Linked DNA regions of Homo sapiens: region 1 is linked to region 2. The links are chromatin contacts, found by Hi-C or POLR2A ChIA-PET in ENCODE. All regions are on one chromosome and are shown on one strand. Each heading gives the region's core, a stretch centred on a gene start or an enhancer-like site at or near the end of the contact. The rest is flanking DNA. Distances are from core to core; before and after follow the strand shown. Region 1 overlaps TMC1 (transmembrane channel like 1). Region 2 has its middle 78 kb from the start of TMC1.

Region 1 (5,124 bases), core at 603-3,102, 97 kb after region 2:
CTTATTGCTACAAAGAGTCTGTCTTGTCAGTCATATGATCTCTGTTTTAATGTTAATGCTGGTCATTTGTGTCTAAACTCCAAAGGGGGAGGGTGTAATAAGGCATGTTGGGTACCCTCTCATCTTGCTATGGCATGAGCTAGTTTTTCAGGTTTCTTTGGGATCTCCTTGACCAAGGGGTCCATTCAGTTGATTGGGGGAGTTTGAATTTTAATTTTGATTTCCAGCAGCCACGCCACTTCTTGAATGCTGTGTTGCTTAGAAATTTCTTCTGCTGCTGGGCATGGTGACTCATGCCTGTGAGAGGCAGGCACTTTGGAAGGCTGAGGTGGGCAGATCAATTGGGCTCAGGAGTTTGAGACCAGCCTGGGCAACATGGCAAAACCCCATCTCTACAAAAAATACAAAAAAAAAACAACAACAAAAAAACAAATCAGCCAGGTGTGGTGGCATGTGCTTGTAGTCCCAGTTACTCGGGAGGCTGAGGTGGGAGAATGACCTCAGCCTAGGAGATGGAGGTTTCAATGATCCTAGATCGTGCCACTGCATTCCAGCCTGAGTGACAGAGCAAGATCCTGTCTCAAAAACAAAACAAAACAAAACAAAATTTCCGCCAGATATCCTAGGTCATCACTCTTAACTGCAGCCTTCCACAAATCCATAGGGCATGGACACAACACAGCCAAGTTTTTTTTTCTAAAGCATAACATGGAACCCTTTGCTCTAGTTCCCAGTAAGTTTCTCATTTCCTTCTGAGACCTGCTCAGCCTTGCCTTTACTATCTATATTTCTATCAGCATTTTGGTCAAAACCACTTAACTAATCTCTAAGAAGTTCCAAACTTTCCCTCATCTGCCTGTCTTCTTCTGAGCCCTCCAGGTTCTTCCAACCTCTGTCCAATGCCCTGTTCCAAAGTTGCTTCCACATTTTCAGTTGTCTTTACAGCAACATTTCACTACTTGGTACCAGTATTCTGACTTTGTCCATTTTGCATTGCTTTAAACGAATACCGGAGGATGGGTCATTTACAAAGAAAGGGGTTTATTTGGCTCACAGTTCTGCAAGCCTGTACAAGAAGCATGGTGCCAGGATTTGCTTTTGGTGAAGGCAAGGAAGCTTCCATTCATGGCAGAAAGTGAAGGGGAGCCTCCATGTGCAGAGATCACATGGCGAGAGAGGAAGAGCGTGAGAGGAGGGGAAGGTACCATGGTCTTTTTAACAGAGGTACAGGCTTTTGAGGGAACTAACAGATTGAGAACTCGCTCACTCCCACCCCTGCCAGGGAGGTCATTAATCTATTCATGAGGGATCCACCCACATAACACACACATCTCACTAGGCCCCACCTCCAACATTGGGATCAAATTTCAACATGAAGTTTGGGAGGGCGAACATCCAAAGTACAGCACCTTGTTTCTTGTTGTTTTCTAATATTTGTTCTTTATCCCAGGAAATGGGGGGTAGGAAGGTGAGTTCTTGGTGTACTCTAAGCAGTCATGCTCAGCCTGTACTATCAAATTTTATTCCATTTATTCTTCTGTTGAGGCTTGCATGACTTCCCTAAGGTACAATGGCAGAGATAGCCACATGGGTAGTAAAATCAGGGGCAGACAGACCAGCTTTCTGCCAGGAATTTACCTCAGGGAAATTCCTCATCTTTGACTTTCCTCGTTCTGACTTTTTTTTCTTTTAATTCCACCTCCTCTCCAAACCTGGCACTATTCCTTTCCGATCTTTATCCTTGTCCTTACTGTTTTGAAGTTGGCTCTTATGCCTGTTTGTCTTTGCAATCTGTCTCTGCGTCGCGTGTTGGTAGTCATTTATTTTTGTCCCTAGTCATGATTCCCAGAACCTTGCTGTGGTCATTTTGATGCCCCACCCTTTGACTATTACAAACCAGGAGAGCTCATGCAAGTGGCCACATGCTGTAGTGGTTAAGAGCACAGGCCCCGTAGCTGAACTTGAAACTCAGCATGACAACATGCTGGCTGTGTGACTAAGGCAAATTAAATGACCACTCTGTGTCCTTATTTTCTTATACATAAAATGGAGCTACAATAGTACCTCCTCATAGGGATGTTGTGAAGCTTCAGTGAGTTAATACAGATATAATGATTAGTTATCTGCCTCCATTAAATCCAATCATCAATACTACCCAGCTTTATTAAAACTTCTGACTTTTGTTTTGGATGTGGCCAGGTCCTGAACTGAATTGTTTTTTCCAGGTCAAATTTAAATCTACCCTCCTTTCCTTTTTCTCAATGCCAAATTGTTCTTCAGTTTCCATCTCTAGCCCCATAATCTTTGATTTCTCTTGCCCACATGGATGGTTACCTTTTCTGAAATGTCATAGCTCTTACAGTGCTAGCCACCTATTTTGATGCCAAATCTTTACACCAACCAGTGTTATCACTTAATCAATTCTTACATCTATGTCTTAACTTCTCCAACCAAACTTAAGACTTGTTGGTGCCAAGAATCAAATCTCATACTTTTGAGTTATTCAAACCATACAGAACAGTAGATACTGAATAAGTATTTGTCTGAATGAATTGTTTGAATAACTTAAAGAGCCTAGAAGCGGCTGGGTGCGATGGCTCATGCCTATAATCCGAGCACTTTGGGAGGCTGAGGCGGGCCGATCACCTGAGGTCAGGAGTTCGAGACCAGCCTGACAAATATGATGAAACCCCGTCTGTACTAAAAATACAAAAATTAGCCGGGCATGGTGGCATGCACCTGTAATCCCAGCTACTCAGGAGGCTGAGACAGGAGAATCTCTTGAACCCAGGAGGTGGAGGTTGCAGTGAGCCAAGATCACACCATTGCACTCCAGCCTGGGCAATAAAAGCAAAACTCCATCTCAAAAAAAAAAAAAGAGCCTAGAAGCTTTCCAGGGTGGTCTTGGGGGTATTGGCTTTAGAAGAGGAAGCTTGATAGATGAAAATTTCCAGATCAACGGCATTTTATGTACTTCTCAGAAACAAGGTATGACTAGACTGAAAGATCTGAAGTCAGGAAGAAACTTCTTGGTATCAGTCTGTGCCCTTAGGAAGAAGTGAGGTCATAAGCTCTATTAGCACACATAGCTGAAAAACTGAAAGAGGATGTAAGAGAAAGGATTGTTAAAAAACAAAAACAAAAAAACACAAAAAACCAAAAATAAAAAATCTGGGTGAGGTATTTGCAATACTAGAGCCAAAGAATTTGACCTAAGAGGCCGGGCGTGGTGGTTCACATCTGTAATCCCAGTACTTTGGGAGGCCGAGGTGGGTGGATCACTTGAGGCCAGAAGTTTGAAACTAACCTGGCCAACTTGTTGAAACCCCATGTCTACTAAATACACACAAAAAAGGGCCCGGCGCGGTGGCTCGTGCCTGTAATTCCAGTACTTTGGGAGGCTGAGGTGGGAGGATCACCTGAGGTCAGGAGATGGAGACCATCCTGGCTAACATGGTGAAACCCCGTCTCTGCTAAAAATACACAAATTAGCCGGGTGTGGTGGCATGTGCCTGAAGTCCCAGCTACTTGGAGGGTGAGGCAGGAGAATCACTTCAACCTAGGAGGTGGAGGTTGCAGTGAGCTGAGGTAGCGCCACTGCACTCCAGCCTGGGCGACAGAGCAAGACTCTGTCTCAAAATAAACAATTAACTGGGTGTGGTGGCACACACCTGTAATCTCAGCTGCTCCTGAGCCTGAGGTGGGAGAATCACTTGAACCCGGGAGGCAGAGGTTGCAGTGAGCTGACATTGTGCCACTGCGCTCCAGCCTAGGGGGGAGAAAAAGAAAAAAAAGAATTCTGATCCAGGCACTGACTCATTGAGCAAGTCATCTTTACTGTTCAGGCCTCAGCTTTCTTCCTTTGTTTTTTTTTGAGACAGAGTCTCATTCTATTGCCCAGGCTGGAGTGCAATGGCATGATTTCAGCTCACTGCAACCTCTGCCGCCCGGGTTCAAGCAATTCTTCTGCCTCAGCCTCCCGAGTAGGTGGGATTACAGGTGCCTGCCACCGCGCCCAGCTAATTTTTGTACTTTTAGTAGAGATGGGGGTTTCACTATCTTGGCCAGGCTGGTCTCGAACTCCTGACCTCATGATCCACCCACCTTGGCCTCCCAAAGTGCTGGGATTACAGATATGAGCCACCGCACCCAGCTAGGCCTCAGTTTTCTAATGTGTAAAATGAAAATATGCACTAGACCTTCACTTGTTTTTTTCTATGTGATAATTTTTTTTAAAAAAAGAAGGTGTCATGTTACATTTTATCTTTATGTTTACATTTCATCTTGTAAGGTTGCCTTTGAGCCTTGACACAGTGATTTTTCTCATTCAACTAGTTTCTCTCCCATCTCAACTAGTGACCTCACCATCCACTAATTGTTTAAGCCAGAAATTGGGAACTTTTCCTTGGTTCCTCTTCCTTGTTTACTTCTTCCATCTACCCCATGAGCAAATCCTATCTGTTCTTCCTTAAATTTAGTTCCCAGATCTATCTCCTGCATCTCAGGTCTATGTACTTCTTCCCATCTCCCCTGCTACTAGTCTGTCCAGAGCTACAACCACTTCCCTTATAGATTATTGGAATAACCTTCTTATTGGTCTTCATATTTTCACTCTGACTCCCCTCTGATCAATTTTCTGCAATGCAGCCAGAATTATCTTTTAAAAATGTAAGTTTGAGCCAGGCACAGTGGCTCACGCCTGTAATCCCAGCACTTTGGGAGGCCAAGGTGGGAGGATCACCTGAGGTCAGGAGTTTGAGATCAGCCTGGCCAACATGGTGAAACTCTGTCTCTACTAAAAATACAAAAATTAGCTGGGCATGGTGGTGGGTGCCTGTAATCCCAGCTACTTGGGAGGCTGAGGCAGAACTGCTTGAACCTGGGAGGCCATATATATATAAAGTTTGATCACACCACTGTCCTGCTTAATCTTTTTTTATTTTTTAACTTTTAAATTTTTTAAGAGAAGGGTCTCTCTGTGTTGCCCAGACTGGTCTCTAATTCGTGGGCTCAAGAGATCCTCTCATCTTAGCCTCCCAAGTAGCTGGGAATACAGGCATGTGCCACCACACCCAGTGACTTTCCTTCCTAAAATGCTTCAATAGTTTCTTTTTCTTTTTCTTT
Region 2 (4,794 bases), core at 1,716-4,215:
GTGGCCTTTTTATCTGACTTTCTTCCTAGATCATTCCAGCACAAGGGCACAGACTGTGCACTTACACTGTGTCCACTGTGCTGATCACATGCCTGGCCCAGCGTGGATACTTAGCAAATGTTTGCTGAATGAGTGAATACAAGAATGATGTCCTTTAGGATGGCAGACAAAGGAAAACTTGAGCCACTGCAACACTAGACCTCAGAAGAAAGTTCTGCTACCAAAACGGAAAAATGTGTTTTTGAACTCAAATTGTGTTTGATGGCCTTCTTACTATTAATGGAGATCAACAGGTTGTAGAGAGCTGCATTATCAGTAGATGGGAAGCAAAGGAGGAGCGAGAAGCTGACTCATTCCCTTGAGCTTGCAAAGTATACAATACACCCCAGACAATGGGGAGAAACATCCATCCGCCCATGGAAATCAGTGAAACAAAAGGGGCCTGGGTGGACACCCTTGCTTCCCTCCCGTGCCTACTCTGGCTCTCAATCTATTTGTTTTCACCAAGGCTCTATATTTTGGGACTTTTGTGTTGGGCTCCTCCCCATCTCTCTGGGATAATAAAACCAGAAAAGAAATACTGGGACAGGTTCTGGCATGTGCAATTCTGTGTGAGCCATGGGAGTGGATGGGGCATTTGGAAATTTATGGAAGTTGAATGCAAAGTATGAAGAGTTGGACTGGAAAAGGAGTAGGTTGGGACAGGTGACTTCTGCTTTTCTTTTAAGCCTTTCTATATTTGAATTTCTAAAATTACCTGCATAAATTACTTCCATAAAATAACAAAAATACTTATTTTTCAAGACAACTAAGAGTCAGATGGAGATAGCAGTCTTGGGGCATGCAGGGCAGTGGGAGGGAGTGAGTGAAGAGAGGCTGTTTTCATGTCTGGTTTGGCTCCTTTATGAGGCTACTGCTGCTCTGGCAAGATGAACTGGGCCCTGTGTGAAAGGAACACTTGCTCAGGATTCCTGGATTTAGTTCTTCACAGGCCAACCTCTCTCCACACTTCAGTCATTGCCCCAGTTTCTTAACTCTATTAGCTGCCAGTCCTGTGGCCCATTTACCTTCTTCATGATTTGTGCACTTAGTTTCTGATCTCAACTTCCTTTCTAGTGACATTTCATTTCTTGTCCTAGATCCTAAAGTATTCATGGTCAGTTTCTAAAGTAATAGTCTTCCTGACTTGACTTGTCCCCAGGTTACCTCTTCCAGATGCTTCCCTGAGAGGATGCTCTCTCCTGTTTTGTCTCAGTTCTTGCAGAAGTACCTATACAGCCAAAAGGACCTAGAAAAGGCCTGAAAAGGGTTGATAACAAGCAGTAAAACCAGGGCGGAACGCTTGCAGACATACCAACATTCCTTTCAAGACCTGACTCATCCTCTTCCTGGTTGGGTCATCTTGTATAAGTTACAGAGACTTTCTGAGGCTTGATTTCTTTATCTGCAAATGGAAGATACTAATAGTATTTATCCCTTAATAAAAGTTCACTATCTCTTTGGCTAGAGTCACAGAAAGAGAAAAAAGTTCAAAATCACCACTGTAGCAGAAGTGTAAAGTTATTTACGCTGTTTTCAAATACGCAACAACAACAAAGTATGGCTCCTTTTTTATATACTAGGTCTGTTGTCAGCAAAGATCATCCTCACTCAACCACCCCCAACCCAAAGGGTGACAAGTGCAGTTTTAGTCTCACCAGAATTTTATTCAATTTTATAAAGAAAATCATGACTTTAGGTAAATTCTTTATCTCTTTTAGATAAAGTGCTCAGTCTCTCAGGTTTCTGCTCACTCTGTTTCTCTTCAAGATGACATCTGAATGTGAGGCTTAAGCGACTTCAGCAGGACAGAGGACATTGGGAGTTCTTGGCATCCTTTTGACATTGTTGGTCTCTGCTGTGTCATGGCTGGTCCGCGCTGCTCCCTGGACTCATGACCACTGGGAGGGACTGGTGCAATTTTGGGGTGTTCTGCTGGCATATGAACTGAAGCCTGTAACTGGTGTAATGCATGGACCATTCTTATCCTTGCTGACATGACCTTACCTTGTTAGTGCTGCAGAGGTCCAGTGTGACTTTCCTAGCTCTTTTTTTTTGAGGCAGAGTCTCACTTCGTCGCACAGGCTGGAGTGCAGTGGTGCCATTTACTTTGACCTCCACTTTCTGGGTTCAAGCAATTCTCGTGTGTCAGCCTCCTAAGTAGCTGGGATTACAGGCATGTGCCACCATGCCTGGCTAATTTTTTTTTTTTTAATTTTTAATAGAGATGGGGTTTCACTATGTTGGCCAGGCTGGCCTCGAACTCCTGACCTCAAGTGGTCCACCCCAGTTGGCCTCTCAAAGTGCTGAGATTACAGGCATGAGTCACTGTGCTAACCTCTCCTAGCTCTTCAAACAGGAAGTCTGCCCTGCAGTGTAGACCGCAGTATGATTAGCAGTTGGTTCTGAGTCACTTGAGCCCTGATTTGTGGTATTTGCAGACTTTTGTGGTGCAAACATTTCTGCCTTGGCATTTCAAGGTACCAGTGTGGTGTCACCAAATGTGAAGTTGGAAAAAGATCTGCCTTACAGATACAATAGATACATATAAGCTCAAGAACATAGATAATATGTAAAATGTAGTCTAATAACTATGGAGTGACAATTTTGAATATTTCTTGTCTTTATTTTTAATAGAATTAATTTAAATGTAAGTTGAAATATCTTTGTTTTTAAGTATTGCTGTGTTTAACAACTGGCTTGCAAAGTTTCTTATAATTTAATAGGCAGGTCTCTGACCCGGTGAACCATCTCTGGCTCACCACTAACAGGTCATCTCATCTTTTTTGTCAAGACATCTTCTATCAAGCTCCTAATCAGGCCCTCAATCAAGTTCCATGTTCTCTTTGGCGGCGTATTGGAAGCGTGAAGTTTAGGCCCACACTTTGCTATCCACAAGCTGACAGAGAGGCAACAAGAGACACAGTATGCTCTCAGCTACTAAAAAGGAAGTGGGACAGAAGCTCCTCTGCCCATGCCATTAATCTTGACTCATATAACTCACTTCCCCCTGGTGGAGTCTGTCAAATAGTCAGAATGTCAAATTCCCCTAGACTCTTGAAGAAAACTCACTCAATGGCCAATTCACAAAAGCCCATTTCACCAAATGAGAAATTCATGAAATTTAGTTTCTTTTTGTTTTAGTTGACCAGTTTTCCTAATAGCATTTTAAAGAAGAATGTCAAATTTGGTCTCCTGCAGCAGTCAACTGTGTGGCCTTTTCTTTCTCCAGAGTTTCAGCCACTTTCTTCTCCACTTTGCAGGTTCCACAGCCTAACCTGTTTCTTAGAACTACTTAGTAGTCATAGGAGAGAATGCAATTGCTCTAGGTCCTCCATTGGATGCTCTTCATTCTTCATTTGGTTTTGTTTTGTTAAAGAAGACAAATCAAAATAGAGAATGGCTGTCAAAAATAACAAGCCCAGGGGAGTTCTGGAGATTAACATCAGCACCAAACATTGCTCACAGCACTGGTCTCTGTTTATAGAGCAATCTCTAGTCTGTTTACTCATCTAGGTGTTTTAAAATGTTGGGCTCAAGTATCTGGGCTTGCAGGTATTGAGAAACTACTGAAGGCACAAATAGAGGAATGACAAGTTTGGATCTGCTTTAGACACTGAACTATGGTAGTAATACGTGAAAAGGACCAAAAAAGGGAATTTGTAAGCAGAGAATCCAGTTAAGAATTCATTAGAACCCAGGTGAGAGATAACAGTCTGCACTCCAGTAATGGAAGTGATGGAATGATAAGAGCTTTTTCCTGGCTACCCTAACTTAGAGGACTCCCTGTTTACTCTCTAGCACTGTGCCCTATTTGTGGAAATTTATAAATTTATATTTAGATGCCTACTTATCATCTGCTCTCTCACTAGACTGTAAGCTCCCTGAAGCCAGGGTTTGGATGTTTCATTTCCCAAAGTATTCTCATCACCCAGCACAGTGTCTGGCACATAGCACACGCTCCACAGACACCTGGGAAATAAAGTGGAATTAAGAAGAAAGAAAAGATATTCATCAGTGGGAGCAAGTTAGTTATGTTTTATAGTAAGGGAAAGATGCTCATGGAGAAGGAGGAGTGAAAAGGCAGAGGAGAGACAATAAAAGACGGCACAGACTCCAGGATAAGCAGGAGTAAACAGGATAAGGACAAAAGCAGCAGAATTAGCTTTGCCTAGAAGGGCTCCTCTTCTTCTGTCATGGGAGGAACGGAAGAATGGATGTGTATGGAGGTTGATTGGATTTTAGGTTATAAAATTGATGGTTTATGTTTCCTGGAGGTGTGGTAGGCACAGTTATCAACTGAGAGAAAGAGAGAAAAGGAAGAGAAAGAGAAAGAGGAAGAGGAAAGAAAGGGAGGAGGAGGAGGAAAAGAGGAAGAGGAATTAAAAGTTAAGAGGGTGGTGAGAATTTAACAAAAATTACTTTAAGGAAGGGAATAAGTTGGTGACCAAAATACCTAAAAAGATTTCTCCAAAAGGGACCAGCTGAGGAATAATGTGACCAAATTAGCCTATCTCCAAATCTCATAGGTGAGTGACAGGGAAGTGGAACAAGAAGATGGGAGGGTTGACTGTGATGGAGATTTGCAGGAGGCCATCTCTCCTCCAGTTAATGTGTCTCACTGCAACAAAGGGGAAGATTTCAGGACTCCTGGGATGGGTTTAGATGAATCATTCATCTCTCCAGCTGTTAAGAGTTTTGTATATGTTAGATAGGACACAGACATCAAAAACTGTCCCTCAGCGGTCTGCTTCT

What was found. Hi-C counts contacts between places; a loop is a spot of excess contacts on that map. ChIA-PET counts read pairs that join two places held with the same protein, here RNA polymerase II (POLR2A). Pooled maps may share reads with other maps.
Region 1: a loop to region 2 is called in a map of PC-9, with 3 times the contacts of the local background. The contact joins two enhancer-like sites. A Hi-C loop is called at or near these places in 2 of 168 maps with a recorded cell type or tissue (PC-9 and mammary epithelial cell) and 10 of 50 pooled maps. POLR2A ChIA-PET finds 5 or more read pairs at or near these places in 6 of 52 experiments (A549, AG04450, GM12878 and 3 more).

The regions. Positions count from the first base shown.
Region 1 is chr9:72,538,824-72,543,947 of GRCh38, forward strand. All of the region lies in intron 1 of TMC1 (transmembrane channel like 1), which reads left to right. Among named protein-coding and RNA genes, the nearest start is that of TMC1, 20 kb to the left of the region's middle. Within about 2 kb of position 1,853, at least 6 of the 41 ENCODE cell types and tissues checked have a DNase peak (open chromatin) inside an H3K27ac peak, as active enhancers do; they include PC-9 and mammary epithelial cell, where a contact is called at or near this core.
Region 2 is chr9:72,441,091-72,445,884 of GRCh38, forward strand. No RefSeq gene overlaps it. Among named protein-coding and RNA genes, the nearest start is that of TMC1, 78 kb to the right of the region's middle. RefSeq lists an enhancer at 3,103-3,362. Within about 2 kb of position 2,966, at least 9 of the 41 ENCODE cell types and tissues checked have a DNase peak (open chromatin) inside an H3K27ac peak, as active enhancers do; they include PC-9 and mammary epithelial cell, where a contact is called at or near this core.